Linked DNA regions of Mus musculus: region 2 is linked to region 1. Evidence: chromatin loops called from intact Hi-C (ENCODE). Cell type or tissue: left cerebral cortex. All regions are shown on one strand. Links, peaks and the distances in the headings refer to the core of each region. The heading gives the core; the rest is flanking DNA.

Evidence for each region. A loop is a pair of places that touch in the nucleus more often than their neighbours do. Peaks named below come from ENCODE experiments on the same cell type or tissue, not always from the same donor. Only the 100,000 strongest peaks of a DNase experiment are listed, where the experiment ranks them.
Region 2: it touches region 1 in a loop (4-fold over the local background); 26 of 42 quality-filtered maps call a loop at or near these places.

The regions. Positions count from the first base shown.
Region 1 is chr15:80,069,421-80,084,930 of GRCm38, reverse strand. It overlaps Rpl3 (ribosomal protein L3), which reads left to right and starts at 1,525. Exons shown (of 10, transcript NM_013762.2): 1 at 1,525-1,607; 2 at 2,349-2,541; 3 at 3,148-3,316; 4 at 3,900-4,035; 5 at 4,379-4,565; 6 at 5,081-5,241; 7 at 6,123-6,224; 8 at 6,505-6,600; 9 at 6,825-6,944; 10 at 7,037-7,150. The coding sequence starts at 1,605. The coding sequence ends at 7,081. It overlaps Snord83b (small nucleolar RNA, C/D box 83B), which reads left to right and starts at 6,352; the gene lies at 6,352-6,428. Snord43 (small nucleolar RNA, C/D box 43) reads left to right here and starts at 2,025; the gene lies at 2,025-2,072. It overlaps LOC115488570 (a small nucleolar RNA gene), which reads left to right and starts at 3,845; the gene lies at 3,845-3,899. In left cerebral cortex, for the core only: CTCF peaks have their summits at 6,325 and 7,962 (motif pointing right); DNase peaks (open chromatin) are centred at 8,418, 8,515, 9,354, 10,039 and 2 more places; H3K27ac peaks cover 1,278 bases.
Region 2 is chr15:80,004,445-80,019,954 of GRCm38, reverse strand. It overlaps Pdgfb (platelet derived growth factor, B polypeptide), which reads left to right and starts at 4,978. Exons shown (of 7, transcript NM_011057.4): 1 at 4,978-6,019; 2 at 14,390-14,486. The coding sequence starts at 5,957. In left cerebral cortex, for the core only: a CTCF peak has its summit at 8,058; DNase peaks (open chromatin) are centred at 8,831, 9,582, 9,943, 10,328 and 7 more places; H3K4me3 peaks cover 4,821 bases; H3K27ac peaks cover 5,437 bases.

The DNA of each region.
Region 1 (15,510 bases), core at 4,744-12,743:
GGCAGGCAGATCTCTGAGTTCGAGGGCAGCCTGGAGCCTGGTCTACAGAGTGAGTTCCAGGACAGCCAAGGCTTCACAGAAAAACCCTGTCTAAAAAAAAAAAAAAAAAAAAAAAAAAGGAAGAAAAAATAATTCTTCTTTTGGGACTGGAGGGACGTCTTAGGAATTAAGGGCTCTTGCAGAGGACCAAGGTTTGGTTCCCAGCACAACAACCATCTGTAACTCCAGTTCCAGAGGGTTCCATACTCTCTTCAAATCTCCCCGGTACTGCACATATGTGGTGCACGTGCATAAATGAGGAAAGCACTCATAAATATAAAATTAAAAAGAGCTTATTTAAGATATTCTTAAGTGGCGCTCCTCCACTTTCAGAAATTATTTTTTAAATTTTAATAAACCTATGTTGCTGTTCGAAAAATAAATTCATTAAGAATCTTGATCTGGAGAGATGGTTCAGAAGTTAAGAAAACTTGTCATCCCACGGGACCCAGGTCTAGTTCACAGCATTAACAACGGTCCAGGGGGATCTGACACTATTTTGACTTTTTTTTTTTTTTTTTTTAGATTTATTTATTTAGTGTATATATGAGTATAGAGGTCACCTGATCCCATTACAGATGGTTATAGGCCACAATATCGTTGCTGGGAATTGAACTCAGAATATCTGGAAGAACAGTCAGTGCTCTTAACCATTGAGCTATCTCTCAAGCCCTTATTTTTTTTTAAAGATTTATTTTTATTTTATGTATATGAGTACACTGTCGCTGTCTCCAGACACATCAGAAGAGGGCATCGAATCCCAGTACAGGTGGCTATGAGCCACCATGTGGTCACTGGGAATTTAACTCAGGACCTCTGGAAGTGCAGTTGGTGTTCTTAACTGCTGAGCCATCTCTCCAGCCCGGTTTGACTTCTGAAAATGTCACGCACGCCCGTGGCGCACATTCGTACACACGGGGGGGGGGGAACCTCACACATTTGTAAATCTGAAATTAAGAACAAAATATGAACGGGACATGACATCTGGAGACTGAATTGGCAGAGACAGGACTTGAGGGAGATGTGCCCGAAATCATGGCGCATTAAAGGCATGGCTTGATTGGAAGACTGAGAGCAATGTTGGTGATCACATCAAAATCACTGGTTAGGTAAAAGAGCAGTTTCATTCAGTCTATCTTAAGAGCTCACGAGAACAACGCAGTCAGTTGTCTCACACTAAGCCTGCTTCAACGCCGTTGTTTTCGTTGCTGTGTGGGACTAGCCCTGTGTGATTCCGTTCTAGAAGTGAGAGGAAGCACAATGCCTCCATTTTTCTTCATTATCATGAAATTTGGCTGCTGCAGAACGCCGTAGTTCTTTACATTCTAAACCTCAGCGTCGACGAGGCGTTTCGCTAAGCTTGAACCCAATCATTCTCCGTAGACCCTATTTGTCAATCCTAGTGGGCGGGAAAAATGTGTGTAAAATGACATTCGATGCGCGCCCTTCGACCCGACGCCTATGCGTCAACACGTTCGCACGCTCAGGGGGCGGAGCCATCACTTGGCTTTATATAGCCTGCACTGGCTCCTGGTCGCTCTCTATCTGCGGCGTGTGGCGGCGAGATGGTACGTATGGCCATGCTGCCTTCTAACTTGGTCTCCTGTGGGCCTGGCTTGTATTCACCTCCCATCGGCGCCATCCCTGGCTCGCCAATCCTGAAAGGATGTAATAGGGGATCGATGTGAGGGCCGCGACCGTCCGGAAATTCAGGGACCTTAACGGCCTTACGGAGGATGTGTGTGGGACCGGCCTGGGCCTGTGTGCGACCCATTTGATATCAGCGTAATCCTAAGGGACTTATGGAATGGGCTGTTTTGTGCTTAATTCGAGGGTAGTGGTCAGTCTGGTAGGGATGGCCCAGGTCTTTAGGAATGCATTGGTTAAGTGGAGAAATTTGGCAAATCGGGTCGGGTCTCCATTTTGGAATGTTATAAGAGTGGAAGGTGCATCTCTAGAGTTCTCAGAAGCCACAAATGATGAACCTTTTGACGGGCGGACAGAAACTCTGTGCTGAATGTCAAGTTCTGATTTGGCTTTAGGAGGGAGTGTTTGAGGCCGACTTGCATTAGACTCCATCTTGATACGCCATGTTGCCATTTAGTCACATGGGATACTCTTGAAAGTTCACCCATCGAGGTTTTAGTATAACTAAGCTGTTTTGTGTTTGAAAGGCATGGAAACTAAAAGCATTAAGCTGAAGTCTTATTGCAGTCTGTCCTCTGATACAATTCCTTTAAATGTGGAACCCTCCTTTGGGCTTGATTGGAAGACTGAGAGCAATGTTGTGATCTCTCCCTTTACCTCAGTCTCACAGGAAATTCTCAGCTCCCAGGCATGGGTCCTTGGGCTTCCTGCCTCGCAAGCGCAGCAGCCGGCATCGTGGGAAAGTGAAGAGCTTCCCTAAGGATGACGCTTCCAAGCCCGTTCACCTCACAGCCTTTCTGGGTTACAAGGCTGGCATGACCCACATCGTCCGGGAAGTTGACAGGCCAGGATCTAGTATGTACAGTACTTCCTTGTCCAACTTGGGCTGTGTGTAATTTTGCCTGTAGTTACAGTAAATTCCCAAAGGAGCACAATAGCTTCATCCTGGGGTGCTTTGTGGTAAGTCTAGAACAAAGCCTGACTTAGTGTGGTAGTGCCCACACTAAGGGAGCCTAGAAGTGTTTTGGCCTAGCGAAATTTAACACAGATTCCTGTGCAGAGTCCTGTTGGGGTAGTTGGTTGTTTCCATGCCAGTGCCTGTTATCAACCCTAGGTACTCTGAAAAGGTAGACACATTTAACAAGTGTATTCTGGACATGAAACCAGACTAGTGATAAAGCTCCTCTTTGAGACAGTCTAGATAGCACATGGCATTTTGCTACTTCAGTGGTGATAGTCACCACCTGGCATGGTGCCTGTTAGCAGCCTTGCAAAGTAAGTGGAGGTTAGAAACTTTGGCTCAATTGTTAAAAGCTGCAGTTGGAGAGCCCGCAGTTCTGAAGAGCAGTCCTGGAAGGCCCAGTATTCTGATGCGGAGACAGCCATTCTGTCTAAATGGATGCTTGTATGTGCTGGGGTATTTGTGCTCCCACTGAAGCTTATGCCTGTTTGTCTTCACAGAGGTGAACAAGAAAGAAGTCGTGGAGGCTGTGACCATTGTGGAAACTCCCCCAATGGTGGTTGTGGGCATTGTGGGATATGTTGAGACCCCACGAGGCCTCCGGACCTTCAAGACTGTATTTGCTGAGCACATCAGCGATGAGTGTAAAAGGCGCTTCTATAAGAACTGGTAAGAGGCTCTTGGGTTCCCTTAGAAGTAAGGGACACTCTGAGCTGGGATGTAAAGTGAAGGAAGTTGGATCAAAGGTTTTTTGAACCAAAAGCTGACTGTTAACCCTTGAGGGTGCTGGTCAGTCCTGGTTAGCAGAAGTGTTAGAGTTGCTTTGACACTGAAGTGGCAGGGAAGCTGGAAAACAAGACATCCTGCATCTGGGCCTTAGTGTGAGGTAATCCTTTGAGGCTTGGATGCTGGCCTTGTCTGTACTAGATAGGTCCCCTGCCTCTGGCCTGAGCCCCTGACTTCCACTACTATGAGATGTGCCCCCAGATAAAGGGATGTTCTGGTGCCCTGGAGCAAGAGTTGTGTGTTGTGTATATTTGTGGCTTATATTAACCTGTGGACCTCTGCTCAGCTCCGCTCGGCTCTGCCCGATGAGCTTCATCCAGGCTCCGCTTGCCGGTGGAAAAGGCTCCTTAGAAGCCGGCAATGAGCCCCATCCCCAAATGGTGCCAGTCTGCCTTCCTCTCACCTGTTGCAAGGGTGATGAAGGCCTGCACCGGGCCCCTCCCCCAACTGTGCTCTGCTCCTGAAGGCACAAGTCTAAGAAGAAGGCTTTCACCAAGTACTGTAAGAAATGGCAGGATGACACAGGCAAGAAGCAGCTGGAGAAGGACTTCAACAGCATGAAGAAGTACTGCCAGGTCATCCGCATCATTGCCCACACTCAGGTAAGCACCTAAGGTTTGGGGCATTTTGCAGGCATTTTGTGATCCGAGGGGATTAGAGACATTTCTGGTGTCTTAAATCAACCAGCAGAGGGCACTGTGACACTGAGGCTTGCTTCTCTAGATGGTCTTACTGTGCTCTATCTGACTAATCTGAAATGATGGTGTGAGATTGGGCCAAGTATTCTGTTTTCTAAACACATTGCTAGTTAGGAACCATTTAGTAGCTCATGCATGAGTCCACCAACCACTGGCAAAGTCAGGTCTATTGGCTTTGAGCTTCTGGTGATTTACTTTCTAGTCCATTTGCCACCAGCCTGATATAAGCTTCATCTGCTTCTTTTAGATGCGTCTGCTTCCTCTACGCCAGAAGAAGGCACACTTGATGGAGATCCAGGTGAATGGAGGCACTGTGGCTGAGAAGCTCGACTGGGCCCGAGAGCGGCTGGAGCAGCAGGTTCCTGTGAACCAGGTGTTTGGGCAGGATGAGATGATTGATGTCATTGGCGTGACAAAAGGCAAAGGGTACAAAGGTAAGCTTTGCTGTAGTTTGTGGGTGATAATGTGAGACCCTGGAACGTACACTGGACACAGCACCAAGTGATGCGGTGGCAGCGTTTCCTTGCCTGCCTGCCTTCTGGGAACAGCAGTCAGCTGGTCAAGTTGACCAGCTTTTAGAGAATGAGCTAAGAAAAGGAGTAACACCTCAAATATGTGGACCCAGTCAGTTGACCTCACCCTTAATGCCAGGTGGCCATGAAGGACAAATTGGGCTCCCTAGAGTACATATCTGCCTCAAACCAATAAACACATGGCAACCTCTGGCCACATAGTGACACATGAAGCTGCAAATAACTATTTAGGCAGACAACCATCCAGTCTGATTTTAAAATAGGACAGGAATGTGGGGTTGGGATTGAATTCTGATATTCAGATTTACCCATTGTTAGATAATTTTGTAATCAGTGAACTAATCACAGGTATTTTGAGTACTCATTGGGAAGGGACAGGAACGTGCCCAGCCCCATGAAGTTAACATTCTTTCCAGGGGTAACCAGTCGTTGGCATACAAAGAAACTGCCCCGAAAGACCCATCGAGGTTTGCGCAAAGTTGCCTGTATTGGAGCCTGGCACCCTGCCCGTGTTGCCTTCTCTGTGGCTCGAGCTGGGCAGAAAGGCTACCATCACCGAACAGAGATTAACAAGAAGGTAAGGCTGATTGGGGATCCTGCAAATGAGAGAGGGTATTGGGTTCATAGAACAGTCAGTCCTAGGAATCCATGACACTGCCTAACCCAGGTTTAATTAATGCCCTAACCCTTTCCCAGGAAATTTTTGTTGTTATTGTTGGAAATTTTTAAAGGTTCAATTATAAGTAGTTTAAAAAAATTTGAGTATACTGTAGCTATTTCCTGACACCACTGAGGGCATCAGATCCCTGTACAGATGGTTGAGAGCTCTACCATGTGGTTGCTGGGAATTGAACTCAGGACCTCTGGAAGAGCAGTTAGTGCTCTTAATCACTGAGCCATCTATCTCTCCATCTCTATAAGCAGTTTTTATGCATTTTGAGATAACAGCAGCATAGCATGCGCTGCCTTGGAGTTGTAGCAGTCCTGTGTCTGCCTCAGGATTATTAGGATTACAGGCCTGAGTTGCTACCATACCTAGATTTAGTAGTTTAAGATGCTTGGTAATGGCCGGGCGGTGGTGGCGCACGCCTTAATCCCAGCACTTAGGAGGCAGAGGAAGGTGGATTTCTAAGTTCAAGGCCAGCCTGGTCTACAGAGTGAGTTCCAGGACAGCCAGGGCTGCACAGAGAAACCCTGTCTCGAAAAACCAAAAAAAAAAAAAAAAAAAGATGCTTGGTAACTGTAAAAGAGGAGCCGCTTACCTTTGTCCCAAGTTCTAGAACAGAGTTCCAGCAAATAGTGTTTTAATCTGGCCCATTACATGGGAAAACACAATTATAGACCTCCCACTTTATGCTGATTTGGGTAACAGGCCAGTCACTGACATTCAGGGTTTCTACCTGACTTTGGATGCTGGTTCTCAGGACTGACTTCTCAGTTGTTGACTCTCATGTGCAGATTTACAAGATTGGTCAAGGCTACCTCATCAAGGATGGCAAACTGATCAAGAACAATGCATCTACTGACTATGACTTGTCTGACAAGAGCATCAACCCACTGGTGAGTGCTGGGGGCTGAGCCTTAGGATATATCTGGGACAGGACCTGCCATGCGTGCCTCTGCACAGCAACTAGCTGAGTCCACTAGGTGGGGTTGGTGAAAGATGTCAGAATCAGCTGTTCTGTGATGAGGCTCTGGAATGTGCGCTGGGCACAGCGCCCGAGAGAGACTGAGGAATTATTCCCTGTTGCCTTCCTTCTGAGAACAGCCCTGTTGATCTTAGTTGCCTCTGATACAGCTAACTGCCCTCACTGACCAATGGCTTTCTATGATTCCTTAGGGTGGCTTTGTGCATTATGGTGAGGTGACCAATGACTTCATCATGCTCAAAGGCTGTGTGGTGGGGACCAAGAAGCGAGTACTTACTCTTCGTAAGGTGAGACTGATCCTGGGCTCTAACCAGTCATTCTGGGCATGGGGGATCACAGGCCTTGAGCTATGCGGAAATTGGCCTGTCTGGGTATTGAAATCCTGGGGAAGGGTGGACTTTGCATTAGCCTTTTACCCACTCTGTTCTGTGTCAGTGTGGTGGCTGTTTGAGCGGGTGCTAAGTATTTGAACGCTGCTTGTCAGCTGCTAAGCATTCTTTTTGGCCCATAGTCCTTGCTGGTTCAGACCAAACGTCGGGCCCTGGAGAAGATTGACCTGAAGTTCATTGACACCACCTCCAAATTTGGCCATGGTCGCTTCCAGACCATGGAGGAGAAGAAAGCATTTATGGTAAGGACCTACCTGGGCTGGGGTGCCTGGTCTTTGTTTGCCTCCTTGGCTATGTTCAGAACTAATGAAACTCCTCTGTTTCTCCTCTACAGGGACCACTCAAGAAAGATCGCATTGCCAAGGAGGAAGGAGCTTGATTCCAGGACCACTTTGTGCAGATGGTGGGGTCTCACCAATAAAATATTTCTACTCACACTGGTTTTCCCACATTTCTTTTTTTTTTTTTTTTTTTTTTTGGTTTTTCAAGACAGGGTTTCTCTGTATAGCCCGGGCTGTCCTGGAACTCACTCTGTAGACCAGGCTGGCCTCGAATTCAGAAATCCGTCTGCCTCCCAAGTGCTGGGATTAAAGGTGTGCGCCACCACGCCCGGCTCCACATTTCTTTAAGAGCAGTGGCCAGCCTGGTAGCCACTAAGAACTGAAGAGCCTAGTTTAGCAACATTTGAGTTGTTGAATGAAACTGACAGGTTTGCAATGCAATGCCTAAAGCAATTGTTGGGGCTACTGAAGAGTAATGTGTCCCTAATGTATCTGTCACAGCTTCTGTATCCCCTCCCAGTCTGTACAGAGTTTGGGTCTCTGTTTCTTAGGTATTATTGATTAGGCCCTAGGCCTGCTAAAACGTGCAAAAGGTTGGGTTTGATCTACCTGATGGTTTATAGTTGGCTTGCTCTCTATCTAGTATTACCATTTAATAGGCCAACCCTCCTTAGAACAGCTTGGTTTGGCTCTGAGGCTCTAATAGGAGCTTGCATCCAATCCAGATAGTATGAGTCTGGGGTTTGACCCTGCAACCCAGTGAAAGTGGGATTGATGCTAAATCGGGTGATGATCAGCAACTTGAAGATGTATAGATTGGTATAACATTGTCTACATCAGATTAAAGGCTGCTCATGAGCCTCTGGCCTTTCATAATAGTGCTGCAACCCTACATGGGAAGAGGCTTTGGAGGTCTGCAGAGGTGGATCAGTGCTAGCTGTTGATGCTGTTTGGCAATTTAGGCTGTACTTCAGGCGTGGGCCACCAGGGGGTGGGTGTAGCACATACATGGTGAAAACCCAGCAACACTCAGTTGCATTCTCACAATATCTTGACCCCAGGCTTGGGCTCTTTTAGGGACCTCTTAGGTCTGAAGGAGGCATTGAAAGATTGCCCATTAGTGTGGCCAGTATCAGACCCCCAGAGCAACATTCTCCAGGTTAGGACCACATGTAGCCCAGGTGGTTGTATACCAGCTGGGACTCTTCAAGTGCTGGAAATATACACCCTGCTGCCTCTCAGAATAGTTCTTGGTGTGTTTACATTTAATCACCTGCATGGATGCAGAGGCAGAAGAGGAAGACAAATGAAGTTGAGCCACCTTGTGGATGTTAGGATGTCTGAATGCTGGCCCTAGCCCAAGATGGCAGCCCTAAGATACAGGCAAGGCCTGGTTAGTCTTCAGAGTCTGGTGCTCACTGTACACTAGTGCCATTGCTGGAGTACTGGAAAGACCGTCCTGAAGCTGCTTATCTCAGGAACTTGTGTGGGGAGGCAGGTTATAAATGCAGAGAAGTCCAAGTAACAGGCTGTCCAGTGATGGGGGCCTGAGCAAAAGACAGGGTGAAGCTCTGACATTTTCTTAGGAAGTAGCAAGTGAAGAGGCTCTGTGGACAGATATCTTGGGCTCTGGTCCCAGCTCCTGAGGGAGGAGAGCTGAAAAAGCCAACTGCAGGTTCCCTTGATCAGAGCTTGGTACACAGTAGCTCAAATTTTGTGAAGTACAGCATCTGTACCAGGGTGGGAGACCCAGCATTTCTGCAAGTTGCTGGACTGGGCTGAGTCATTGCCTCTCCCCACCCTTCCCATGTAAGTCCCAGAGGGTGTGCCTCCGGTGCCTGTGGCATATTCTTCTCACCAGAACCCCCAGACAGGCCTCACTGGAACCCCGTGGTGACAAAAGGAGTTCCAATCTTGGGGGAAAAAAAATACCTGCTGAGAATCTGAGCAAGTGGGAACACAGGGAAGTACTAGTGGGGTTGCAATTGCCTTAAAAGGCACGACTGCCCAAAGAGGCAGGCAGCCCTGGCTAGGCCTGCCACCTGGGCTCGCCTCAGTGCTATAACCTGGATCCTGGTGACAGTCTTGCTGGGGTGGCCATGGCCCCAGGCTGCCTCCTTCCTTAGTACAGGAAACCCCATATTCTGCCAGTTCTCAGCAAGCAGCTACTTGTCTGGTCTGGTTTTGCGATCCCTCTACCACCCTTCCCTCTACTGAAGCCTCTAACAAGGGCCTGGTCCTTGATCCAGCGGCTGGCCGACTCCCAAGAGCCTCATAGTTCCTTCTCTCCAGTCTAGCCTGAGGTCTTCACACTCAGAATCCTTAGGGCCACTCCTTGACATGGGTTCCTTACTACCCCACAGTGATACAGATGCAGAGCTGAGGTCGGGAGAAGGTACCCACTGACCAGCTGTGGGGTGGGCACTGCTGGGACTGAGCCCAGGCATCATAAAGATCACGATGCTAGAAGCAGCTGTCAAACCTGGTCTGGCTCCTGGGGGTTGGGTAGGGGAGGCAGCCTGCCTGGTGAGCCCCTAGTGTTTCACACCTCTGGCTGGGCTTCAGTCCCTACCCCTGCTATTCCCTAGTCACAGAGGAAGGTTTGCTTCTGAGCATGTGTGATCCTTACAGCCGATAGGAGTCTGAGGTAGAGAAGCTCATTCCTTGGAGTAGGGAAGCTGAAGGCAGTTGCTGCCTCAGGAGGTTAAGCTAAGCACCTGACTACTGTGTCCACTGTCTAAAACAAGCAGGACCACTAAGGCTCCATGAGGGGTAGAGGGGTGGTTCCCAGTATTTCTGCAGTCCCTTGAATCCTGTCCTTTCCCTTCCCTAAGTTCATCTATGGGCTATACCTCCTTCACAGATGGGGGTGATGGAGTGCTTATCCCTGACGACAGGCAGTGAGGAGTCAGATACAACAGTGGGTCCCCGAGTGGCTCCAGGTCACTGGTTTCATGTGATTATGGAGAAGTGGCCCTGATTCCCTCTGTTCTACTCAGCCTGGCAGAGTCAAAGGCTGAGGGAAGGTGCTAAAGATAGCCGAAGCAACCACTTCCCCATCCCTCCAGCCACCATCCACTTGCCACTTGGCTCCTCCAGCGGGTTGCCTGGCCAGCGCCCAGCCTGGGACATGACACAGGGTGCTAGGTGACAGTGGCTGACCTGTGCTTCTGCAGGTTTATCCTGTCATTCCACAGATGATAATCCAAGCAAAGGGACAGCAGTCCCCATGTGCACAGTATATGCACTTTGACCCTGACACCACCCACCTTTCTCCATACCAGAACAGCACCACTAAGGTGCGTTAAACAACCAAGCCAGTCACCCGTTCATCCATGGAAGGTCTGGGCCCGGGGCCCTTCTGCTGGAGAGCTGCTGGTTCCGGCTCGCCACTGACCTCAGTCTTTGGGTCTTGCACTGGGGGAATCTCAGCAGCTCTATCCAATTGAAAACAGCAGTGCAGCTAGGTATGTGCTGTTCTTTTTGTCTGTTCTGTTTTGTTTTTCTGAAACAGTGTTTCAGAAAAACACTGAGTGCTGGCAAAAGACTTTGTTTCTAGAAGCCAAGGCATAGAGCAGGAAGTCAGACCCAGGCTTCCAGGGTCTCTTCCCTGTAAGGGCTTTATTGCTCTTTTCCTCTAAGGCAAGGCCCTCCTGGCTGAAAGGCCTACCATGGGTCACTTGTTTGTTTGTTTGTTTTTTGTTTTTTTGTTTTGTTTTTTCAAGACAGGGCTTCTCTGTGTAGCTGTGGCTGTCCTGGAACTCACTCTGTAGACCAGGCTGGCCTCGAACTCAGATTCGCCTGCCTCTGCCTCCCAAGTGCTGGAATTAAAGGCGTGTACCACCACGCCCGGCGGTTCACATTTTTTCCTATGCCAACATTTATGAAGCACCTACTATGTGTTGGGCTCATGGAATGCCCCTTAGCCCCATTCCAGGTCTGTGAATATTTGCTGGATGCCTGAACAGTCTTGTAAGACTTTTTTTCTGGTCTGGAGAAGCAGGGCTGTGAGAACCAAGCTAATGCCCCCAATGAGGCCTAGTGAACAGCTATGCTCAGTCTTGCACCCCAAAGATTTCTATTTTCAGGTGGGGTTACCCAGGCTGGCCTGGATCTCACTATGTAGCCCAGTCTAGCCATGAATCCTGATCTTTCTGCATCAGCTTCCCAAGTGCTAGGGAACTCCAGGCACATACCACCATGCCCAGCTATGACCCAGACCTTTTGATTTGATTCACAAAACTAGAGGCGGCACTTAGCAGTCTTAGGCAGGGCTAGCCTAGGCCCTCCACTTGGCAAAATAAAACTCAGTGGAATGAGTACTGTGCAGTCAGGAAGCTCTGACACAGAACCACCTTTCCATCTTCCCTGGACACTGTACTCTGGTCACAGCAGCCTGAAGCTACCTTAGTGCCTTCTGCAGCTTGTCCCTGCTGCTTGTCCTGTCCGGTGTGGCCTCCACCTGTAGGCTGGGCTGTCTCAGAGCAATTTGTGCAGGCACATAGTAGGTACTCAGAAACAGATGGTCAAATAAAGTACCTACTGTGTGTTTAAGTTCATCAGCCTGGATGAGTTAGGGTTTTTGTTGTTGTTGTTGTGTTGTTGTTGCTGGGTTTTGTTTGCTTAAGATAGTCATGTAGCCCAAGCTAGCCCCTTATGTAGCTGAGGAAGACCTAGGACTTCTGATCCTCTATCACAAGCCAGCAGAGAACCAAGTACTGCAAGTTGTCCTCTGACCACCATCTGTGCATTGTAGCATGCCCCCTCCTACCACACACACACACACCCTTAATAGTAACTATAATAAAAATAGACAGCAGGCAGAAAGCCAGCGGTGGGAACTAGGAGTCACCACCTCCCCGCCCAGATCCAGACTCGACATCTCAGTCCACACAGGGCCCTCTTCCAAACCAGGATGAGCTGAGTGGTGGGGAAACCCCTGCCTGGTAGGCCACACTTGGCTTATGTCTCATGCTGTCCCATTTACTTTTCATATGTGGGGAGGCAGGTGCTAAGGGGACCCCAGTCTCATTCATAGCAGAGACCAAGGCCTGAGTGGGTACCAGTCTCTCTTGGGCTCATGCACCTGGGGAGGGAAGCAAACAGCTCACGCCCTACAGCTCTGGCACAGGCTGTTCTCTTGCGTGGATGATTTCCCTCTTCCACACTGGGAAAGGGGTTCACCCTGCTGACTCCTTAGCGGCCCCTCCTCCTGAAGCCTGCTTGAATGCCCACTGCTTCAGAGTTACCAGTGGGCCTCTGCTCTCTGGGTTCTTTCACCTTGTGTGATGCCAGTCTCCGTGTCACCACACTGGCTCAGGGTTCCAGCCACACACCAGCTCCTGGAGTTAGGGCTATCTGCCTGATTGCTCTTGTACCCCACAAAAAGTCCTCTGAAAGACTTGTGGACAGAGGCATGCATAAGGTAGCTGATGAGGTATTGTTCCTGCCCTAAGCTTTGGCAAGCTAACTGTGCTTCAGCGCCTTCGTGCAAGGAAACGAAGGGGCGTGTCCACTCCCTAGACTGTTCCCTGCACTGTGTCCTCTTCTCTCCCATTGCTAGCACCTGCCTCCAGCCTGCTCACTGTCACTCTGTCGTCCTGCTCTGTTTTGGTCATCATGCTCCAAGCTTTGAGAGACAGACATGGGAGTGGACCAAGAAGCCTCTGGGAGTGCGTGAGAGAAGAGGAAAGCGCCCAGCCGCAGCGACTTCCTCAGAGCAAAATTAGGAAAAGATGAACTGAAAATGGCTTGGGCAGCAGAGTGCTCTCCCAACCCAGCCTGGGGTGAGGGGTTGGGGTGGGGACGGTGGCTGAGGCTCAGGACAGGCCTGCATCTCAGTGTGTCTGTGTGACTGGGGGCCGTGGGGCGTGGCTTCTGGACCTTGGAGGAGAGGGTTAGATTAAGCCATCTCCAGCTCACGTGCCCTGAGACTCCCAGGGCTATGGAGTTTGTTTCCTCTTCCTCCCTTCCTGGAAAAGGCCCCATTCCCAGCTCTGGGACCTACTGTGTGACCTTGAGCAAGTGACTGAACCCTTGGACCTTGGTCTCAGGCCCAATGTAAGACCCAGCGGACAGAGCTACAAATGGCTCCAGGCACACACACCCCAACCCCAGGGAAAGCAGAAGTGCTGTATACTGAGCTTAGGGCTCGAGAGAGATACCAGGTGAGACTCCAGAAGGGCTGCAGGGAGGACTCTTGGGGGAGCTGGTCAGAGGGGGAGGAGAGAGAGGGGGACCCCAGGAATAGACAGAGGGAACTAGGGAGAGATGGTGAACCCCCAGTCACATGGGACTCAGGCATGAACAGAAACAGGAGGGAGTTTGGACTTCATTACGGGGTCGCAAGGAACCATGGGAGGAATGGCAAAGGTGTGAGGGGCAAAGGGACCCAGGGGTGAGGCATGGGGGCTTCCTGGAGGAGGTGTCCTGAAGGCAAGTAAGGAACAATAAGAGAAAAATGGGTTGGGTATTGTGGCATACTACAGTCAAACTGCCACACCTGGAAGGTAGTAGCTGGAGATCAGATCAACATGATATGGAGTTCAAGTCCAGCCTGGGCTAGATGAGAACCTGCCTCAAAATAAAGAGAAATGAGATGTAGCTAACAAAACAAACAAACAAACAAACAAAACAACCTCTAAGCAAAAACAAACTGCAAAGAGCAGAAGCATGCTGGCACACTTGGGGCAAACTGCTGCCCTCTCTGGTCTTAATTCCCACCTGCCCTGCCAGGGGCGCACCAGATCTGTTTCTGACTTTGTTTGTTTGTTTGTTTTACTAAGTTCTTTTCTATTAAAGAAAAAAAAAGATTTATTGTCCTTTTGTTTTGTTTTTTGCTTAACCTCTTTTTCTTTCTCTCTTTCTTTCTCTTTCTTTCTTTCTTTCTTTCTTTCTTTCTTTCTTTCTTTTTTTCTCCTTTTCCTCTTTCTCTTCCTCTTCCTCTTCCTCTCCTCCTCCTCCTCCTCCTCCTCCTCCTCCTTTTTTGGCCAAGGTTTCTCTATGTCACCCTGGCTGTCCTAGGGTGCTCTGTATACTAGGGTGGCCTTGAACTAGAGACTTGCCTGCCTCTGCCTCCCAAGTGCTGGGATTAAAGGCTGCAATTTTTTTCTTTTTTCATTTTATGAATGTTTTGCCTGTATGTATGTATGTATGTATGTATGTATGTATGTATATCTGTTCAGCATAGATGTTCTTGATTTCTGAAGAGACCAGAAGAAGGAACTGGGTCCCCTTGCACTGGAATTACAGATGGTTTTGAGCCTTCATGTGGGTGCTGGGAATTAACCCTGTGGAAGAGCAGCCAGTGAGCCATCTCTCCAGTTCCTCTCCCAGTTTTCACATTGTATAGTCAGGGATAGAGATAACTGGAGTCTTCCAGAGGCTGAGTCAGATTCTGAATTTAGCCAGAGACCCTGCCTTCCTGTCTGTCTTGGTTTTCCCTCTGCATCAGTCTAGGGTGAGGCAGGCAGGATAATAATGGTGGATTGTCAGAAACCAAGTAGCCTCAGGGGCCAGATGCCAGGGATTGTTTTCCATTCCTAGGAGGGTGGGCCTTTCCTGCCAGGAGAAAATTCCAGGGGAAAGATCCCGCCACCCCCGGTGACCACACACCCTCCGCCAACCCTTTGGCATCTGCTCTTCTCTCCTGTATCTCTCCTGGCCTCTCGAGTGAGGAGGAGAGGCCTCCAGCACCCTGGTTTTGCTCACAAATGCCCTGTCTCTTTCCTGTCCCATCCTGTTTGCAGGCCAGGCTCAAGGTACTGGCCTGATGTTCCCTACCAGCGCATGCCCTGTCTCGCTGCAGCACATTAGTCTGCATGGTGGGAAGCTCGGGGACTCCGGCCTGGAACACAGGGAATTAGGATTGGAAGGGTTTCAGCTTCTAAGGGCCTTGCATTCCAAATCCCAGTCCCCAGATTTCTGTTGTTCTAGATCTTTATGTTTTGTCTTGTTTGTTTGTTTTTCCAGACAGGGTTTCTCTGTGTAGCCCTGGCTGTTCTGGAACTGACTCTGTAGACCAGGCTGGCCTCGAACTCAGAAATCTGCCTGCCTCTGCCTCCCAAGTGCTGGGATTAAAGGTGTGTGCCACCACTGCCTGGCTTTGCTCTAATTCTTGTCTGAGCTTTTAGACTTGCTCGTAGCTGAAAGGTCAGGAAAGGAGCAAAGCAAGCTTCGGAGAATGTTTGAGTCTTGAAGTTCTCAGAGATAGAATGGGAAACAGTCCAGCAGTCAATGGTCCTTTCTGGGATAGTCTGGTTGAAAGGACTTGGTTCAGAGCACTGGTTGCTCTTCCATAGGACCCTGGTTCCATTCCTAGCACTCACATGGTTGCTCACATCTGTCTGTGACTCCAGGTCCAGGGGATCTGATGACTTCTGGATTCTGTAGGCACTGTATGCACACACTGCACAGACATACACACAGGCAAAACGCCTGTACACATAACATAGAAATAAAATAATTAAAAAATAATAATTTTTCAAAGGCATTGATGTTCTGGGGCGACACTGCAAGTGGGGGAGGA
Region 2 (15,510 bases), core at 4,653-12,652, 65 kb after region 1:
AGCCATCTGGCTGAGCTCTAAGTGACATCCAAGGACTCTGCTAACTTCCAGCCGTTTCCAGGTAGGCAAATCCAAGTCGCTGGTCCAAACATCCACATCCTCTTCCTTGTCTGGAGCCTGGAGGATCTAAAAATGTTACGGCTCTGCCTGGTGGGGTAAACAAACACTGGCTTCCCTTGCTCTGTGTACCTGACAGGCCCAAGGCAGCAGGGTGGGCTCCTGTGGGCAGCCTGGACTCATGGTCCATGGGGCTGTTTTTCTTGGGCTTTCCCCTAAGGCGCAGAGCACAGGGGCCAGAGCCTTGTGGAGGAAGGGGTTATATCTCCAGCAGAAGACCTAGGGCTCTACACGAGGACAGGCCACTCTGGGTTCTGAAAAGGCCTAGGATCCTGCCAGCCTTGGGCTGTTTTCCTAACCTTGGTTCCTGGGTTTGGAAGTGGTTGTGTGCACACACGTACCTTGTAGTATTTTAAAGGCCAACATTTGCACAGTGTTCCCGCTGCACTTAAAACGTTGGCGTGTGTGAAGTCATGCTAACCAGTGAGGAGAGCGCTGCATGTCTTAGGGCTCGAGCACAAGCTCATCTGTGGCAGAGAAAAAGCAATCTTGCCAGGCTTTGTTGATGCTGGAGACACAGGGATGGGCCCTGGGCAGGAACCACCTCTTTCCCTGGCATCTCCTGGCTTCAGCTAGGCTCTAGGCAACCACACCCAGGTGCAGCTGGTTCATTTTTTGTCAACTTGAGGTAAGTTGGCTATCATTTGGGAAGAGGGAACCTCAGTCGAAAAGACACCTCCATCAGATTGGCCTCTGGGGCATATTCTTGATTACTGTTTAATGTGGGGGGACCCAGCCTACAGTGGCTGGTGTCATCTTAGAGCAGTGGGCCTGGGTTGTATAAGAAAGGTAGCTGAGGGCTGGAGAGATGGCTCAGTGGGTAAGAGCACTGACTGCTCTCCCAGAGGTCCTGAGTTCAAATCCCAGCAACCACATGGTGGCTCACAAACATCTGTAATGAGATCTGATGCCCTCTTCTGGTGTGTCTGAAGACAGCTACAGTGCACTCATATAAGCAAAATAAATAAATCTTTTTTTTTTTTTTTTTTTTTTTAAAGAGAAATAAAGAAAGGTAGCTAAGCAGGCCACAGGGGAGTGAGCAAGCCAGTCAGCAGTGTGCTTCCATGGTCTCTGCTTCAGTTCCTGCCTCGAGTTCCCGCCCTGACTTCCTTCAGTGATGGGACTGTGATCAGGATGTAGAAGGCAAATAAAGCCCTTCCTCCCCGTATTGCTTTTAGTCATGGTGTTTCAACACAGCAACAGAAACCAAACCAAGGCAGAGGGTTTCAATGGAGGAAGGCTGAGTCTACTCTAAACAGTTGGACGAGTCCCCTTCTTGGGCAAACCCACCCCAGCACGCAGAGGTCTAACACACACAGCCTTTCTTTTCCATTTAGCTCATATGGGACAGAGTGCAGGGCAGAGAGCTGTCGGGGTGAGGTGCCTGACCTGACAGGAGAATCTGATTCCTTCCTGACTTGAACACAGAATTCAGGCTTGACGCCTCCAGATCCAGCACTGTAACCATGGGAGGGACAGGGTGCACCCCAGACTCTATGCTTGAGTGTTATATCATGCTACCTTTTAGGAAGCGTGCTATCTCTGCACAAGCTGGCCAGAATTGCCAGGAACAAAAAACGGCACGATGTCTGCGTCTTTATTTACTGTACCAGCAGGTACTTACCAAGGAACTGTTGCATGCTGGGAGCCAAAGCCCCCCCATTCATTCTCAACTCAGTGTAGTGCCAATACAAGAGCAATGTCCAGACAACTCGGTGGGGGTGCTAACAGAGAACCCGGTACAAGTACCAAGCCTGACAGGCTTCCTGGAAGAGGTGCCTGCTGTGTCCATCCTGGGGGGAGGGGGAAGAGGCTCCCTTTTAAGGAGGTTCGAGGTTCGAGGTTTAAGGAGGATCGAGGGGCTCTCCCAGCATGCACCTCAGCATCTGCAGTCCCTGCTGCCTTTTCTGCCCCTATCCCGTTGGGGTTATTATTATTATTACTATTATTATTATTTTACTTTGTAATTTGGGTGGGAGGCAGTGCCCAGGGAAGTCAGAAGGGGGTGCCAGATCTTCTGGAACTGGAGTGAGATGTTTATGACCTTTGCACAGTGAGTTCTGAGAACTGAATTTGGTGAGCCATCTCTTCATCCCTGTGCACACATGTCCTGTCACCTTAGCCTGCATACAGCATTAATGTAACTGTCTGCATACACGGAGTTAAAGGTCTCTCATTTAGGTCCTGGGACTGGTCTCCTTCCTCATTCCATTTCTTAAATGCTTTACCTAGGGCCTACACATAGTAGGTGCTCAAGACTGCTGCTTTATAGTCGGGCAGTGGTGGCGCACGCCTTTAATCCCAGCACTTGGGAGGCAGAGGCAGGCAGATTTCTGGGTTCGAGGCCAGCCTGGTCTACAAAGTGAGTTCCAGGACAGCCAGGGCTACACAGAAAAACCCTGTCTCGAAAAAAACAAAAAAACCCAAAAACAAACCAAAAAAGACTGCTGCTTTAAACAGCCTTGCTCCCCTGCTCCACCCCTCATGTCTGTTCCGTGTGCTCCTTCAGGACATGGAACAAAATTCCTTCTGGGAACACCATCTTTCAGGGGACAGAGCATCTAGATGTGTACTGGTGTGTAACACTCACAGAAGCACTGTGCAAAAACGCCTCCTTATTGGGGGTTAGAGAGACAGGTCATGGTTAAGAGAAGCTGCAGCTCTTCCAGAGCTGCACATACCTGGTGGCTCACAACCAACTTCAGTCCTGGTGGATCTGACGCCCTCTTCCGGTCTCTCTGGGTACTGTATGCATGCATATAATGCACAGACATACACACGCATACATACACACGCAGACAAAACACCTACACACACAAATCTAATCAATCAATCAATCAATAATAAAAATGATGGACCCCTGGAGTCCAAGTTGTGGCCCCATAAATTACTAGAACTGTGTGATCTAGTCCAAGTTGCTCAGTCCCTATGTGGGCCAGTCTCCACGGTGGTAAGATAAAATAACAACATATCTTATAGAAGCTCTGCAGGGACGCAGGGTCAGCTCATTGGTGGCTCTACCACTGTACTTACAGATAAGGACATCGGGCAAGAGCAAGGCCAAGTTCACCCAGCTGTCTGGAGGAAGTACTTTTAAATATCTAAGTCTTCTGACACGGGGGTCAAGTGTGTTGAATTATTTCCACCCAAACAGGGCTATCTGTCATCTTGTCTCAACATATCTGTCTGTCCTGGATGATGGTCCTAGGGAGGAGTCTCTTTTGTATGCTTCCTGCCACTCTGTGAGGAGGGCAAACCCCTTTCACTGCATCAAGGTACTGCACGTATCAGTTTAAAACCAAGTTCATGTATATGTGTGTGGTGTGTGTGCATGCCTGCGCGTGTGTTCAGGTGACTGGAAAACCTCCAGTGTCACCCTTAGAAACACTGTCAATGTCTTTTGAGATAGTGTCTCTCATTGGCCTGAAGCTCACAGATTGGTCTAGACTGTCTGGGCGGGCGGCAAGTGCTAGTCTCTACCTTCCCGATGCCTGTTTAGATGAGTTCTGGGACTGGACTCAGCTCCTCTTCTAAGCATTTTACCAAATGGGGGTCTCCCCAGACCCCCAACCCAACCTATGGAGCCCACTGTCACAGAGATGGCAAACATTGCCAGCCCCCTCTCATTTTCCCACGATCCTCTGCAATTCTTCTTCTCCTCCGGTTATGTCTCCGAGTTACAGAAGAGGAAATCAAGGTACCATTGGTGAGCTTAACCTACCTTAGAGGTCACCTGCTCCAGGCTACCTCCCAGCCACTCTGCTAGCTAGTCATTTGGAAAAATGGGGTACCTGGAGCCACGTGTAAAGAGGCCCGAGAGGTTCTTCCTTATCAGTACCACCTCATCCAGGGCCATGAGAGGCAACAGCACCATTCAGTGGATATGGGGATACAGACCAAGTGGAGATGACAGGCAGCAGAAGTGGATGAGGGCAAGGTGCCCTAAAGGCAGGAGGCATTGCAGTGAGCCTGCCGGTCTTGTGGTGGGTGCTGGGCTGGCAAGCGTGCTTGCGTGTGACTGTGTCACTGTGACAGTGTGACTGCTGAAGGCAGGGACACAGCAGTTCCCTGAGCTGGGGGTGGAAGGTGTTAACTGTGAGAGTGCTGGTGTGGGTGGGTAGCCTCTGGGCCTGGAACTGGGTGGGGGGCAGAGAGGGGTAGTAAACACCCTGGTGACTTGAAGGCAGCATCTTGGTGGCAGTCCTTGGGAGGATGGTGCAGGGCTGGGGGTGGGGTGGGTTGAGTGACTTTGCAGTTCAACAGACTCAAATTCAGCTTATGCTGGCATGGCAGCGCATGCTGTGTGCCAGGCGACAAGCAAGGAGAGGCAGACCCAGTTTGTAGCTGAAGGGTTCCCGCTGGCTGTGGGTTTAGAGCTTCAACCTTGGGGCTGGTGTGTGGCTGGATGTTTTCTGATCATTCTGACATTTAATCCACACACTTTGTCCCCCACTTAGAGAATGTAGGGTGAATCACAGAAGGAAAGTGACGTGCCCAAGGTGACCCAGCTATTTAATTAGACTCAATGGAATCTAAGCTGCCAGGTTGCAGATGTCTGGTTCTGGGGTTCAGGGGCCACACTCCTGGCCTTGGTCCTGGCCCTGCAGACAGGCCCCTAAACACTGTGCTAATGGGTGGGGCCGCAGTTCACCTTCAGTTCCTGCCAAGAGGCTAGATTCACAGTCACAGGGGCTGCGTAGTTCTCAGAGACCCCTCAAGCAGCAGTCTTTGCCTGAGGACCTCCCTTGGTTCCTGCCCCCTCCCGGCGCTGACTCCGGGCCAGGAGAGGAAAGGCTGTCTCCACCCACCTCTTGCACTCTCCCTTCTCCTTTATAAAGGCCGGAACAGCTGAAGGGTGGCAACTTCTCCTGCAGCCGGGAGCAGCCTGCCTGCCTCCCCCGCTGCCTCCCTGAGGGCTTCCCTCCGGCCGCCAGCGCCCATCTTTCTCCAGAGAGATATTTTGCGCACACACACATACACACACGCGCAAAAGGGAAAGGAGGAAAAAAAAAAAAAGCCCACCCTCTAGCTTCGTTGCAACGAGAAAGCCGGAGCAGCCGCAGCTCGAAACCCGCAGAGGAAGCCCAGAGTGGCGAGCGAGTGGGTAGATAGACAGACTGACCCGAGCCGCGTCCACCTGTCGGCCCGGACCAGCCCAGCGCGCAGTGGGCGCGCCGCGCTCTCGGAGCAGCCGTGCCCGCCGCTTGGGCCCTGCGCCAGGGCGCACACGCTCCCGCCCCGCCACCCGGCCCGGGCGGGAGTTTGCACCTCTCCCTGCCCGGGTGTTCGGGCCGCCGCTGCAAAGCCAACTTTGGAAAAAGTTTTTTTTTGGAGACTTGGGCTTGGAGGTCCCCAGCTCTGCGCTTTCTGATCTGGGGGTCCGTTCCAGAAAATGTTGCAAAAAAGCTAAGCCAGCAGGCAGAGGAACACGCCTTTAGCGGGCGAGTGAAGACGAACCATCGGCTGCCGTGTTCCTTTTCCTCTCTGAGGTTGGAGTCCCCTGCGCGCCCCCACACGGCTAGACGCCTTGGCTGGTTCGCGACGCAGCCCCCAGACTGTGGATGCTCGCGTGGGCTCGGGATCCGCCCAGGTAGCGGCTTTGGACCCCGGTCCCTTGTCCAGGTCCTCCCCAGCCCCCCAGCGACGGAGCCGGGGCCGGGGGCGGCGGCGCCCGGGGGCCATGCGGGTGAGCCGCGGCGGCGGCTGCAGCGGCCTGATCGCCTGATCGCGGGGGACCCGAGCGGAGCCCACCCTCCTCCCCAGCCCCCAACCCTGGCCGCGGGGGCGGCGCGCTCCGTCTACGCGTCCGGGGCCCCGCGGGGCCGGGCCCGGAGTCGGCATGAATCGCTGCTGGGCGCTCTTCCTTCCTCTCTGCTGCTACCTGCGTCTGGTCAGCGCCGAGGTGAGTTGCGACGGCGGCTAGGGCTGGATCCTTCCCTGGTTGTCCCAGCCCCCACGCCTGGCCGCCCCCTCCTCTCCCTGCAGTGAACTTTGGAGCCTTGCAGCGCGTGAGTCAGGCGCCGGGCACTGGGTGGCCCCAAGGGCTGGGAGGCCAGGTCCGGGGTGCTGGGCTCCTGGGGAGGAGGCAGCGGTGGGTTTCTTTCCAGTGGACCAATCTAGATCCCTAAAGCTTTTAGTGTCCTAGAAGGTGTGTGCTGCCCTGCCCCCTGCCTCAGGAGCTAGAGATCTTAAGCTTCCCGGTTAAGGGGAAAAGGTGAGGTGATATCTAGGGTGTCTAAGGCATCGAGACCTCCTGTGTCCTCCTCAGAACCAGCCTGGGCTTTGGTTCTGCCCAGGACCCGGCCTGCCCTAGAAGTATGTGCCTTCGAACTCAGGATATCCAGAGATCTTTGGCAAGGGTTTTGGTCCCACCCTAGCTTCTGCACTGGTCTAGAGTGGGCACCTTGGGGTCATGCTGGACGATCCAAAAGCACCTTGTATCTTGGCGCAAGGGGTCCAGAGAAAGAGAGACGGAGACACTAGAGAGACAGGCAGACAGACAGACGGTAGGTTCAGACGCTTGGAGTAGAGACAGGACTGGAGGTGGGGCGCGCGCGCGGGGGGGGGGGTGTTGGTCTGAAGGAATCTAGCCCCCGGGGCGGTGTGTGTCTGAGGCCCAGCAGTACCTGCGCCGGCACCCTACGAGAGGAAGCACTTCTCTTCCCCGCAAGCAGGATGCGGAGCGCACGCCTGCAGAAGCCTAGCTGCAAGGGCGGTCGGGTATGGAAACGTCTGCGGGAACGATCAGGTCGGATCAGTGCCCCTACCCCTCCCAGCCTCACGTAGCAGTGAGTTGGCAAGTCTACCGGGAATCCAGGTGGGAAGGGGGCGGGGCAGGAGGAGGCGCGAGCCGGAGCGAGGCTAGGGCCAGGAGAGCGGATTGCCCGGGTCCTGTCCCGCCTTCTCCTGCGGAGGTCTAGACTCTACACCTAGTCGACTGCTCGCCGGGCCAGCCGGATCGCCTGCGGCCAAGCGTAGGAGACAGGAGGCGGCAGGGAAGGGGTTAAAGCGGAGGGCTCCGAGGCCGCAGCCCGACCTTGGGCCGCAGCCAGAGCAGGTTGTTTTGACCACGAAGGAGCCGTCGCCGTCTCCTTTTGTTCTTGGGGCTCCTCGAGGGCCGCCGGCCGCCCGCCCTGGGGGCCCCGCCCTTCCGCGGCTGCCCCCCGTGGCCGGAGCCCGAAAGAGAGCAAGCTGGGCTTGGCCGGGCCGCTGCAGGCCGCTCGCGGCACCCCCTCCCCTCCTCATTAGCAGCCCCCCGGGCCGCGGCCAGCTGTTGGGGAGGGGGACGCCAGGAGGCCCCAGCTGCCGCCTCGCCGCGCCGCGCCTCGGGGACCTGGAGGCTGGCCCGGTGCCAGGGCGTCCTGAGAACCGCGGCACCCCGCGGCTGCTCTCTGCAGCCCACCCCGCCCGGCCCCCGACTCGCTCACTCACCCCACGCATGCACACTCCTGGCCGGAGGCGATGCTCCGCTCCCGCGGGCGGGAGCGCAGAGCGACGGGCACGCACTAAGGAGGCCAGGTCGCGCGCCCGCCGCCACGCCCGTGCACACGCGGGACACACGCGCACGCGGCCCGAGTACACGTGCGCTCACACACCCACGCACGCACACAGGCACGCACAGTCCCTCTGTACACTCAGCGCCAGGTGCCCGCCCCCACGCAACAGGTGGGCCCTCAGTGCGCTCTGGCACTCCACCGCCTCTGTAGCCACCCCATTTCCTTCCTGGGGGTTCTGAGAAGGGAGGGACAACCCCAGATCCTGATCTGGACTCCACAGCACGCATTTTGGCCTGTTTAGAGTAGCTTAGCAACCCCTCAAAATTTACCCTTCTATAATGGCTTTTCAACCACCCCACGTGGTGTGATGTTGGTGTGACCCTGGAGGCCCCGGAGTGCAGGATAGCCATGCAACGAATAGCCATTTGATCATCAAGACAGAGGGACGCCACCTACCTGCTGAGTGTGTCACCCACAACCTCCCTTACTTGGTTAATCCTGGTAGGAGTATGGAGCCCTCCTTATGGGCACTGCTGGATATGTAACATCTGGATGAGGTTTCTCTTACCAGTCCATCTTCCTCCAGCAGCACTGCAGTCAGTCGCATTTAGGGTTGAGGCTGCTGCTCAGAAATTCAGCCTTGTCCCTTCGTAGACTACTGGGACCCTAATTACACTGCGTTTTGCAGTTGTCCAAGGTTTTCCCGATAAGCTTAGGGGTATTAGACTGAAATCATGCGGACATGTCCCCATAGAGACCAGCCCAGGCAAGCTCCAAATAACCAGTGTAGGGAGACACAAGCAGGACTTGCCTCTCTGGGTGACCCTGTAGTTGGCTGTATTTTACATGGAAGCTTAAGCGTTGGGAGCAGGCTGGTAGGGTTGAGGCAGTACTGGAGGAGAATCTGAACAGGCTGCTGAGGCCCGTCTCCATCAGCTGAGCTGGCTTCCCAGAAGGTGACTGTCATGTGACTATCTGTCTGCCTCAGCACCCTTCTGCCGGGAAGGAGTGGAGGGCCCTCCCCCCAATAGTTATCAACCACCACGTCTCCTTCTGGCTTGCTAATGTCCACGGGTGGAGGGTAGGGGGGTCCCACGAGGGTGGGGGGTCCCACTTGGCTGGAATCCCCCTGCCCAGATGTGTGAAAGTCAAGGTGATAGATTCTGGAGGCCCTAGTGCAAGAGCCAGGGTGTGTGTTGTGTGTAGGAGTTAACTTGAGGCGTTTGCCTGGTGTTCGAGATGCCCTCCCTCTTTCTGATGTCCTGTTTGTGATTTTGTTTTCTTCTAGGGTCTCATGTGGTTTTAAAGACAGAATGTGGGGATGGGCTTGAACCCTTGACCTTCCCTTGTTTGTTTGTTTGTTTGTTTATTTAGACAGAGTTTTTCTGTGTAGACTTGGCTGTCTTGGAACTCACTTTTTAGACTAGGCTGGCCTCGAACTCTGATATCGTCCTGCCTCTGTCTCCCGAGTGCTAGGATTAAAGGTGTGTGTCATCACCACTGGGCTCTGAGGTACTTCATTAACAGCATATGGCCCCAATGAACCCCGCCCCCGCCCCGCCCCCTGAGAATATACTCTTCTATCTTGGGACCTGGACTGTCAGCGGGGAGGAAAGGAGGTGGGAAGATACAGAAGGAGAAGCAGGCTGGGCCTCAGTTTCTCTTACCTAAAATATGGAGCAGATTGGACTCGGTTAGTGTTATGCATAATAGGGGAGTTGGGTCCTTTTGAATGGAGGTGAGGACAGGGATTGCAGTGGGTCACGGGGTGGCCCATCCCACAGACAGGGCCCTCTTCCAGCTTCCATGTGTTTCTCTTGCTGGGCTGCAGAAGAGGGGGAGGCTGAGCAAGAGAAAGGACGCCGCCTGTGTTGTGCCCAGAGAGGGCTTCTCCATAGAGCTTGTCTTTGCCATCTCATCTAAATAAGGCCTGAGACGCAAGCAGGCAAGCAGGCAGGCCCTAGGAGGCTTCGTCAGCTTCTGCCTCTGCCAGCCATAGACAACGCCCGGGTGCTGGGCAGAGAGCCCGTCTCTCTCATTGCAGAGGCAGCAGGCTGTGGGACTGTGGAGAGTCAGTCTCCCTCTCTCTCTCTCTCTCTCTCTCTCTCTCTCTCTCTCTCTCTCTGTGTGTGTGTGTGTGTGTGTGTGTGTGTGTGTGTGTGTGTGTGTGTGTGTGCACGCGCTTGCTCGCTCACATGAGTGCGCCCAGGTGGATGGTGGAGTTCAAGCCCTTTTGATCAGGCAGCCTGGCAGGGAGCAAGTAACTCACCTGGCCTCCCTCTTGCTCATGCCTCCTGCAGCTGGCTCTGGGGGTGGGGCAGGGAGGAGGCTGTTTCTCTGGGCTGCCAGGCTGGCTTGGCCCCACCTGCTTCCATCCCACACCCGCCAGAGATCTGGGGCAGCTTCTTCAGGTTGTCAGGTTTCCTGTTCTGTGTGTGTGGGTAATCTATGAATGGGTGCCCACCTTGAGGCTTCCAGAACCTGTGGCAGGAAAAAAAAAAAAAACCAGATTTCAGCAGCCCCATATTGGGGGCCAGAGGGAGGACTGTTACACCCAGACACATGGACTCTGTTTACAAACAGGTGCTTCTGAGAGTCCCTCCGGAGCACTGCATCCTGAAGTGGACCTCTAGCTGTTAACACCCCCGGACCCGGAAGAGACCCAGCAGCCCACGGGGCACCTGGTGGTGTCAGTGTGGGGCTAGGTGCCATTTCCTGTGGCCCTGCGTGGGGGATCGTGTAAAGTCACACCCCAGGGGGACAGCAGCTCTCCACCCACCTGTCACCATCCTTGGAAATGTTTGGAGCATCTGGTCCAGGACGCTGTCATTTGCTGTCCTCATAGGAAACACATGAAAAAATTGCTCAGCTGGTGAAGTGCCTTTTCTTTCTTTCTTGTTTTTTTTTTTTGTTTGTTTGTTTTTGTTTTTGTTTTGTTTTGTTTTGTTTTTTCGAGACAGGGTTTCTCTGTGTACCCCTGGCTGTCCTGGAACTCACTTGTTAGACCAGGCTGGCCTCAAACTCAGAAATCCGCCTGCCGGTGAAGTGCCTTTTATTTGGGACTGCTCTGCTGTGCACTGTTACAGGAATCCTCAGGACCAGCTGGGGTTAACCCCATTTAAAGGACAAATAAGAATCCCTTTGTGTCCTTTTCAGTGGTGTTGGGGACTGAACCCAGATCTTCACCCTTGCTAGGCAGTAGCTCTGCCTCTGAGCTACACCCTCAAGTCTTTTCTTTTCTTTGTTTTTATCTTATAATGGGGCACTACTAAATTTCCCAGGCTGGCCTTGAATTTGTTCCATAGCCCAGGCTGGCCTCGAACTTAAATCCTTCTGCCCCATCCTTCCAAGTAGCTGGGATTAAATGTCTGTGCTATTATGCCTGGCTGAAAGTAAGGTATTTATGGTAGGGTTCATTCTGAGCACCCTGGTTCCCCCTACACAGGGAGCCCCGGCTTTTTGTCTGTTGTGGGTCTCTCACTTCTGACTCTGGGAGTATTTGGGACCAGTGATACTGTAGCCTGTGTGACATCCTATGTTCTGTGGGACGGTGAATAGCACCTCTGCCTCCACCGCGGTGCCAGCAGCCTGTCCCTAGGCTTGACAACTAAAAATGTCTTCAGATGGTGTCAATGTACCCTGAGAGTGCCATCACTGTAATTGAGACTTGCTGTAAAACAAGATGGGGCAGAGAAGCCGCAGGGGTCTCAAATGATGCTGGGACTAATGATATCAGGACAGAGAGGAGGCATGCTTGAACTGTCCCCGGGGAGGGCCAGGAGAGGTTAGGCATGTTACGGCTTGGAAGGGGTCCACTCTGCCACTGGCTAGTCACCTTGCCTTGTGGCTGTGTATTAATTTTTCTAAGGCTCAGTTTTTCCATCTGGAAGATGGGACTAATGATAATGTTGGCAGAAGGGATCACACCTGAGCGAGCCTGCAGAGCAAGAGACAGACAGCCCTTCACATATTTTACCAATATTTATTGCACCAGCTGAGTGCTTTTCCCACCTCTACAGTCTCTACCTGGGGTCTTTCCCCACTCAGCCTTGTGGGGGGAGGGGTAAGTGGGCTGAGGATTGGGGCTAGGCCTGTCCGGGGCTCAGTATGTTCTACCTTACTGGCAGCTCCAGCCATCCCTCCACAAACACTTCTCATCCCTTAGGACAAGCAAGCCACCTTACACAGCCTGGCTCTGGCTATCCTTGGTCAACCTCAGGCAGAATTAGAATGGACTTAAATGTTTTCTAACTCAATTCGTTGATAAGAGGTCAGACCAGAGAGAGGCAGTGGCCAGCTAGAGGTCACACAGCAGAGGGTAGCAGTGTGAGGCTTGGAATCTAAATCTCTTGAATACCATTCTGAGTTGGGCGAGTGGCCTTCTTTCTCCAGCCCAGCTTCTGGCCATCTGTCCTGCATATCTCTGCCCAACCGTGAAGCAGCCATAGACACTATAGACACCACCAGACACCAAGTGCCTGCCCTGCTCCCTAGCTTGTCCGTCAAACCTCTAACATCCCTAGGATACCAAGCAGGTTTATAAACTCCATGACTGAACAAAGTGACCTTGGTGCTGAGAAGTCTCGGGAGCCAGATTTCAAGGCGTCCCCCTCAGCCCCCAGCCTGTCTCTTCTGGTTCCTAGGTTGGCTTGGGGGACCAGAGGTAGGCATGACTGAACCGCTACAGAGTTTTTCCTAAACATTAGACAAATGTCCAAAGTGTTTTGTCTTGTTTTGGTTTTTGGTGACACTGAGGTGCCCGGCTAGCCTGGAACCTCTGGACTCAGAAGAGCTTCCTGCTCTGCACGGTGGTTCACGTTTTTAATCTCAGCACGCGGTAGTAGAGGGAGTCAGATTCTTTAGTTCAAGGCTTTCCTGGTCTGTATCGAGTTCCAGGCCAGCCAGCCAGGGCAACATAAGACCATATCTCAAAAAAAGCAAAACCAAACTGTCTTAGATGCTTCTGTTGCTGTGATAAAACACCATGGTCAAAAGCAACTTGTGGAGGGAAGGTTCTATTTTAATTTACAGTTCTACACCACAGGCCATCATCAGTGAGGGAAGGCAGGACAGGAACCTGGAAGCAGGAACTGAAGTACAGGCCACGAGGGAGAGTTACTCACTCGTTTGCTTCTCACGGTGTGACAGCCTGTTTTCTTATAGCACCCAGGTTCACCAGCCCAGGAATGGTACCACCCCTGGTGATCTGGGTCTTCTCATATCAGTCAGTCAGTCAATCAATCAATGAATCAAGAAAATATACCCTAGGCTTGCACACAGTCCAATCTGATGGAGGCATTTTCTTAGTTGAGATTCCCTCTTCACAATTGACTCTAGCTTGGGTCAGGTTGACCTAAAACCAAGCCAACCCACAAACAAAAGACCTTCCTGCCTCAGCCTCTAGAATAGCTCGGGACTACAAGCGGGCTCCTGGGCGCCATGTGCCTGGCTCTCAACAATTGTCTGAGACATAACAATTGTCTGAGACACGTAGTAGCTTTTGAGGCGATCCCTCCTTGCCAGCAGCTGGCCAGGGCAGGAGCCTCTATTCCACCTCAGACAGGAAGAGTACAGTGCCCCAGTCCCCCAAACACACACACACACACACACACACCTGTGCTCAGTAACTCAAAGCTCCATTAACGTAGGTTTGGCTTCTTCCCCTCTCAGTCCAAGGAAACTGAGGCACAGGGTGGTTTAGTCCTCTCAGAGCTTCTCTCAGGCTGAATGGTCTTATCACAAGCCGAGTGTGTGTGTGTTTGTGTGTGTGTGTGTGTGGCATGGTATGATATCTTGCGACTTTCCTTTGCCCCTTACTGCTAGGACATTTCCCAGTCCCCTCTGCCCTCACCTCTCCCTTGGGGATCTTGGCACCCAGCCCTTGAGACTCCTGTGACTGTGGGGATGTTCCAGCTGTATGCGTGTGATTGTGGGACCTGCGGTTTCCCTGGAGGAAGCTGGCTCGTAGTGGGGCCTGTTAAGGTTCTAACTAAGTTTCAAGTGTTTGGTGACAGGCCAGAGGGGCTCTAAAAATAGAGTTTGGTTGGGCACGGGGCATGGGTGAGCTCTCAGGCTTGCCGGTTGGGCCTGAGGATTCCCCGATTTCCTCTCTGGCAGGGACTGTCAGTAGTACTGGGATACATGGCCTTCTGAGACCACACAGCTCAGCAAGCATTTTAAAGCACCTTTCGGGCTGGGGGCTGGAGTCCACACTTCACTGTCATTTCGTGAAGCCTCTACTCACACTGGGTTTGGGGGCCCTGGACAAAGGATGTTGTTACCTTTTTGCGTCTCTGCCTTTTTTTGTTTGTTTTTAAATCTGTGATGTGGCAATAATTAGGTCAGTGTGTGTGTGTATGCTCGCCCTCGCGCTCACGCACGCCCCTGTGAATAAATTGTAGCTACCAGGTGTGGAGGGAACTGTAGAGAGAATTGAGATTGTTGGAATTTCTCTAGGCCCTGTGATCTTACCGGGGAGACAAATGTGGACAAGCCAGTGGAGCTGGGCACACGCCGGGATACCGTGGAGGGCTAGGGTTGAGTGTCCCAGCATGCTCTGCTCTGAGCTATTCAGGCCCTGGGTCCTCAGTGCTCCTGGTTCAGCCTTGGATCTGGCCTGCCCCACCCTTACTTAGCCTTACTTACTATTTGTTGGGGATGGCGGGGGATGGGGGTGGCTTGTAGGAACTTTGTGCAAGAGAAAAGCACTTGGTTGGTAAGAGAGCCACAGTGAACCTTCACCCCAGTTCACACAGTTCCTGGTGTCTGACCGACAGGGGGATCCCATTCCTGAGGAACTGTATGAAATGCTGAGCGACCACTCCATCCGCTCCTTTGATGATCTTCAGCGCCTGCTGCACAGAGACTCCGTAGGTAAATCGGACCCTCCTCCAGAACCTCAGCCTCTACTGATCCGTAGCACATCCTAGTGGCCACACCTACTACCCAGGGCAGGGCAGAGTAGGCAGACTGGTTGGTACCTGGGATGTGGGGTGGGGCAGAAACAGCACCCACATGTGGCTCTAGTTTGGTGTGGAGGGTGGGGTTCCTGGAGCACACTGGGGCAGGGACAGAGTACTGAGGGCATGCACTGAGTACCTACCCAGGTGTAGACACAGCTTAAGAGGGTAGGGAGCTATCTCCCTGCCCCTCTGGCCCAGAGCCTGGTCTCTAAGGTCTCCTGGGGACACCTAGCTTGGATCAGCTGGCAGCCCTACCCATGCCCAAGAGTGCGCTGGGCAAATAGGCACGTGCTTGGTGGCATACACGTGGCGGGGCCGGCAGGCTGGGTTGGGAATGTATTTATAAATGCTGTCTTCAGAGCAAATTCCATTCTATTCTAACCTCTGGCCTGGTCCCTGGAGCCCTGTTCAGCACCCCCCCATACCCACCCCCCACACACCCGCAGGCCCTTGTCCCTCTGGGGTCCTGTCTCTTTGTCACTTTGTAACCCTTGCCCAGACGCTATCTACGGGGGAACAGCATTTCCTGCCTTTGTTTCCTCTCTCCGTTGGGCCCCTGGCTTCTTCTCAAAAGCATTCCCGGGCCCTTTCAATACCGCCAGGGCTGGGGGGTGGTAAGGCAGGCAGGAGGGGGCCCCAGCTGGGCCCACCTATTGTTCACAAGGGCCCCCACCCGATGTCTCCCACCCGTGCCCGGCTGGCCAACTCTGGCCACACAATGGGGCAACTTCCAAATTTAGCTTTCTTGCTGTTTCTTTCCAAGGCGCTCTGCCGCCCATTGCAGGCTGCCCCTCCACACCCCTGGTGGGGGTCGGGATCTTGGATGTTCGGGTTTTCAATAGCAGGCCTGTTTCGAGGCAACCCTGTGGCTTATTTTTTCCTAATCAACTTAACCTTTCCACAAAGCACATCTCTCCCCATCTCCTCCCTACCCG